Linked DNA regions of Homo sapiens: region 1 is linked to region 2. Evidence: chromatin loops called from intact Hi-C (ENCODE). Cell type or tissue: ascending aorta. All regions are shown on one strand. Each heading gives the region's core, and the rest is flanking DNA. Links, peaks and the distances in the headings are about the cores only. Region 1 overlaps HHAT (hedgehog acyltransferase). Region 2 overlaps HHAT (hedgehog acyltransferase).

Region 1 (2,738 bases), core at 1-2,500, 54 kb after region 2:
GCCAGGCATGGTGGCTCATGCCTGTAATCCTAACACTTTGGGAGGCCAAGATGGGAGGATCACTTGAGGCCAGGAGTTCGAGACCAGCCTGGGCAACATAGCCAGATCCCCTCTCTAAAAGCAATAATAAAATAAAAACTTAAAATCAGCTGTCTGCCATGCATCTATGCACTTTATTTATGTATTTTTGGAGACAGGGTCTATGTTTCCCAGGCTGATCTTGATTTCCTGGCCTCAAGTGATCCTCCCACCTCAGCCTCCTGAGTAGCTGGGTTTATAGGCACAAGCCACTGTGCCAGGCCTCATCTGTACATTTCTTAAAGGGCAGTTAATGACATAATCACAGACATCTGTGACAGACACTGCTTGTTACCCACCGCCCCTCACTACCCCTTTTCAGAATTCAGTCTCTCTTCTTACACATCAATTAAAATTTCCTCTGGACACCAACACTACACTGTAGCTAAGTGTGGACACCTGAATAGCTCCATTCAAAAGGGTGTGAGTGAAGGGACATGGCTGTGGCCATCTCTTTCTTTCCCTCCCTTTCCTGTTGAACAGAATTGGAACAGCCTCCGTGGATGAAGAGGTGAAAGCCACATGGACAAGACAGAGGCCTCTCAGTCCCCAAATCCAGGTACCACCCCCAAGCCCCAAAGTGCCCCAGACTACTTAGATCTAGACTGTTACAGGAAAGAGAAATGCATTTCTAGGTTGTTTAAGCCTCTCCTATTCTAGATCTCTCCATCATGGCAGCCATGACTATACTCTAAGTAATAGAGAAGGTATAGGAAAGTTAGGTCCTAAAATTCAGCAAATTAAATGATTCCAAATGTTCCAAGTAACAAAGAGTTCACTAAATTTAAACGCATTTATGGCCTTTACTGCTTTATTTAAACCTCTCAAGTATGTCTCATTGTGGATGCCAAAATAAGAGCAAAATTTTAAGCAGCACCTCCCACCAACCCCACCAAGTACTTCTAACATGTGACAGTCATGCCAAACCCCAGAATTCACACATTATCTCATTTTGTTTTCACAACAGCCTGGTGAAGTAGGTGGAAGTGGAACAGGGGAGGTAGGCATTTTATAGATGACAAATGTGATGAGGTCACAGAGCCAGAAATAACTGAGCCAGAGCAAAAAAGCAAATACTGCATGATCTCACTTATATGTGAAACCTAAAAAAAGTCAAACTCACAGAAGTGGTTGCCAGGGGCTGGGGCGGGGGAAGTGGGGAAGATGTTGGTTAAAAGATGTTGGACAGGATGAATAAATTCTGAGGATCTATTATACAGCATGGTGATTATAGTTAACAATAATGTATTATATTCTTGAAAAGTGCTAAGAGTAGATCTTAAATGTTCTCACCATAAAATGATAAGCAGGTAAGGTGATGGGTATGTTAATTACCTTGATTTAATCATCTCACAATGTATAGCTAGACATCACATTGTACACCATAAATATGTACAATTTTTGTCTAAATATGTGAGTAAACAAATAAGTAAATAACTGAGCCAAGGCTCAAAGCCAAGTCTTTGGACCCAGGCCCCTGCCCCTCCACTCTGCCATGGCCAATCCCATTAATGCCAGTGTACAGTTACTCAGACTTAGAGCCTGGCTTAGAATCTGCCGCACACACAAACTCCTTTCTTCAGACCACTGGGAGACAGAGCAGGAAGGGAAATAAACTTCAGCCTTGATAAACCACGATTTCAGAAATAAGCAGTCTTGCACCCAGAGTGCCCCATTTCGTTACCTAAAAGTCACCCAGAAAGTTTGGTCTGGACTTTTCCTGCAACCTAAGAGATCCAGAAGCAATCATTCATGCTTTAAAACACAAGCCTAAGCCCTAGTATTTCAACAACACTTTCTCAAGTTCCTTACTATTTTTCAGAACTGCTTCTAGCTTTATCCATTTCTATTCACAATTTATTTTTAAATACTTTCATCTTTAGAATAACAAGACTCCTTTCTGGAACTTTTCAGGAATTTGGTAGTCTTCCCTTTAGTGGGAAGGTAATTTTAACTTCTTGGCTTATAATTTAATGTCTCGCCTGTCAAAAGATGTTGGTATTACATCGGATGACCTCTTTGCCTCATGAAGAATCTGATTAGCAAAAAGCTGATCTCCTAATTGGGCGACTGAAATTTGAACACAAATGATCTTGTAGACTGAATGAAAGTTTTAGAAGGCCTGCCATTAGATGCTTTTCAGGGACATTCTATCTGAGACAATCCTCCTGCATTAAGGATTTAATCCTCAGGGAACTAGAAAATTCGGTTTAATAATTTTTCATTTTGGTGCTGCTTTTTTTTTTTTTTTCTTCCTGGAGACAGGGTCTTGCTCTGTTGCCCAAGCAGGAGTGCAGTGGCATGATCTCAGCTCGCTGCAGCCTCAACTTCCCAGGCTCAAGCAATTCTCCTGCCTCAGCCTCCTGAGTAGCTGGGATTACAGGCATGCACCACAATGCCAGGCTAGTTTTTTATTGTTGTTGTTGCCCAGGTTGGTCTCAAACTCCTAAGCTCAGGAGATCCGCCCACCGTGGCCTCCCAAAGTGCTAGGATTACAGGCGTGAGCCACTGCACCCAGCTTAGTGCTGCTCTTAGCTGGATTGTACAGTGAGTCCTTACTGAACATCACCAGTAGGGTCTTGGAAATTGTAACTTTAAACAAAACAATGTATAATGCTACTAATTTTACAATAGGCTAATTGATATAAGCAAAAAGTAAG
Region 2 (3,036 bases), core at 332-2,831:
ATGTGTAAAGGGAAAGGTAAGCAGATTGGCCTGACTCAAAAAAACAGCTCCTGCCAGTTGGGCAGTGTTTGGGAACCGGGCTAGGAAGGAGAAGGTCGATGAAGGTGGGAAACATCAATGGTCCTGCCCTGGGCATATGACCCCTGATGTTTTCCAAGCTGCGCAACTCTCAGGCTGGCTGTTCTCAGAGTCAACTGGCCCCAAAAGTGAAGGGCTCTGAAGCTGAGTGCCCAGAACCAGACCCTGGAGCTGGGGCCTTGGACTTGTGTTCTTGCCATGCATTTCTCCTTAAAAGAAAGCTCCCACTTCTGGATGGTTGAGAGTTCCACACAGACTCTGCCTTTACTCCCCTGCAGCCACAGACCTTGGCAGCTCCAACTTGAACATGTAAAGGGTGTATTCAACAGACAAGTGAGAGAAGGAACCTCACACAGCCTGAGTGGGCCTGAGATAGGCTGAGGGGCCTAAGCTTCAATTGCATAAGCAGGGCTAGGTCACTCCAGTTACCAAAGACAGAAACAGATAGTCCAGAGCCGTCCAGGGGATGCTAGCCACTGCCCAGGAGATGATCAGAGAACACACAACAGAAATCAGAAAATGTAGTACAAGAAGAATTTGCTGATAGGTGCAATCGCCTCAGCAAGGCACAGGAAACTCAACTCAGAAGGCAGTCTGTCTGTCATCCACCAATTCTCTGGGTCAAGTCTGATGTGCACTCATAAAGTAAAAATGCACTGTTATTGTGACTGAGAAAAAAAATAAAGCTAAAAGGTAAGTGCCTATAAAATAAGATTTTACTAATGCAAACAAAAGCCCTAAAGAAGTGAGGTTTGAGCCCAGTGTCCTCCTCTATTAGCACCAACAATGGATAGGTGGTTGAGTCTGTCAAAATGCCTCTGGGTTTACAGAAATGAAAGCTTGGTCTGTGCCCTTCGGGGCTAAACACTTTGTTTTCACTACCTAAATTGAAAGAGCTTCCACTGGGTCACATGAGTAGATAATAAATATGTTCCTGGCCGGGCACAATGGCTTATACCTGTAATCCCAGCACTTTGGGGAGGCCAAGGTGGGCAGATCACATGAAGCCAGGAGTTTGAGGCCAGCCCGGCCAACATGGTGAAACCCCATCTCTACTAAAAATACAAAAATTAACTGGGTATGGTGGCAGGTACCTATATCCCACCCACTCGGTTGACTGAGGCACGAGAATCGCTTGAACCCAGGAGGCGGAGGTTGCAGTGAACCAAGATCGCACCACTGCACTTCAGCCCTGGGTGACAGAGCAAGACTCCGTCTCTACAAATGAATAAATAAATCTGTTCCATCAACTAGGAAGAAGAAAAAGACCTGACTTACCACCACAGGGCCATTGTGGCCATCAGATGAGTTGAGTGATGTGTGCATTCCCTATAAATTGTAGGGCACTCTCCAGATGTTTTTTAGTAAATCATCTGTTTGTTTCTTCTCTCTTTGTTCCTGACCCTCTGGCCCTGTGACATCTGGCACCCCACATGCCCACCTAAACTGGGAGAGATGGTACAGGGCCAGCCCTGGGCAATCTCACAGGGCTAAAACACAGCCAGGAATGATAGGATTGCAGAATGCACCACTAGGGTTCACTTGTAGCAACCCTGTACGGCCACTATGGGGAGCCCCATCACAGTTCTACAATCATCTCTTGTCTGAAAACCAAGGTGTCTACTGGGATCAAGGCAAAGCCAAAGGGGCCTTCTCTGGATTCCCAATGGTAACAGGAAAACACTTACCTTAACTTCTTCCACACCCTGCAGCCTCAGTGTGGAGAGGAGGAGGAGAGAACAGAGCCACGTCAGGAGCTGAGACCGGAACTGGGCCACGCAGAAAGAGATGGTGGTATGGAGCAAAACCATAGCCACACCAGGGGTCCCCAGCACACACCAGCAGGCCCACATCCCATAGAGCATGAGAATCCAGGGTCTGTGCTGCAAATGGTGGGGCCCATCCAGAGAGAGACAGGGAGGAAGAGGGGAGGGAGGAAAATAAACAGAAGTGAGCTCATGGAAGTGATATTGAAGGTTCTACATGTAAGAGGATCACGTTTAATTACCCAATAAAGAAACTCTTATCACTGCCCTGGGAATTTTGGTACAACACAGACAAACAAGATTCAGAGGGACTTTCCACATTAACCCCCAGAGTCCCATCAGCTCCACCCAGAAGCAAGTAACCACTCTCCTGCCTTCAACCAAAGCCACCCAGACCCCTGGGTCACACAACAATAAGATATTGGATTGACTTTTCAACAGACACAATGGAAGCCAGAAGACAGCTGGAAAAATGCCAACTGGACCACATCCCACATACAGCATCCTTCAGAAGTGAAGGTGAGAGAAAGTATTAGTACACATTTCTAGGAAGACCTATTAAGAAAACTGGGCCATCCAAACCACAAAAGACTTTCCAAAGTCTAAGCCAGAGATTTTAAATATGTAGGGTTTTTTTGCATTTTTGATTTTTTGCATATTGATTAGTCAAATTTATGTCATAGAAAAATTGCATCTTACCTGCTTTATGAGCTATTGAGGACTTTGCATAGTCTACCTGATTGATACATTTATTCCCATTTTAGGAGAATCACAGATTTTTATCTAATCATCAACTAATTTATAGTTATCACATTGAATAAGTAGATGAATTAACATGTCTTTGCTTTATGATATAACCTTGGTCAGACCTGATGGGGAAATCCTTAAAAACCACAATGTTTTAACTTTGAGACGCAAGGTATCATTGTGGTTTAATGATTCAAGCTTTGAAGTCTAACTGCCTAAATTCAAATGCTGGTGTCTCATAACTACCTGTGTGACCTGAGGCAAATGACTCCATCTCTGTGGATTCATTTCTTCATATATAAAACTGGGATATCCCAGCACTTTGGGAGGCCGAGGCAGGTGCATCACCTGAGGTCAGGAGTTCAAGACCAGCCTGACCAACATGGCAAAACCCCATCTCTACTAAAAATACAAAAATTAGCCAGGTATGGTAGGTGACTGTAAT

What was found. Hi-C counts contacts between places; a loop is a spot of excess contacts. Peaks named below come from ENCODE experiments on the same cell type or tissue, not always from the same donor. Only the 100,000 strongest peaks of a DNase experiment are listed, where the experiment ranks them.
Region 1: a loop joins it to region 2, with 2.1 times the contacts of the local background. A loop is called at or near these places in 7 of 110 quality-filtered maps.

The regions. Positions count from the first base shown.
Region 1 is chr1:210,345,662-210,348,399 of GRCh38, reverse strand. All of the region lies in intron 1 of HHAT (hedgehog acyltransferase), which reads right to left. Among named protein-coding and RNA genes, the nearest start is that of HHAT, 18 kb to the right of the region's middle. In ascending aorta, for the core only: no CTCF peak of the experiment used is centred there; a DNase peak (open chromatin) is centred at 1,189; H3K27ac peaks cover 2,028 bases.
Region 2 is chr1:210,399,393-210,402,428 of GRCh38, reverse strand. HHAT (hedgehog acyltransferase) reads right to left here. Exons shown (of 12, transcript NM_018194.6): 5 at 1,767-1,961. Among named protein-coding and RNA genes, the nearest start is that of HHAT, 72 kb to the right of the region's middle. In ascending aorta, for the core only: a CTCF peak has its summit at 1,640; a DNase peak (open chromatin) is centred at 1,638.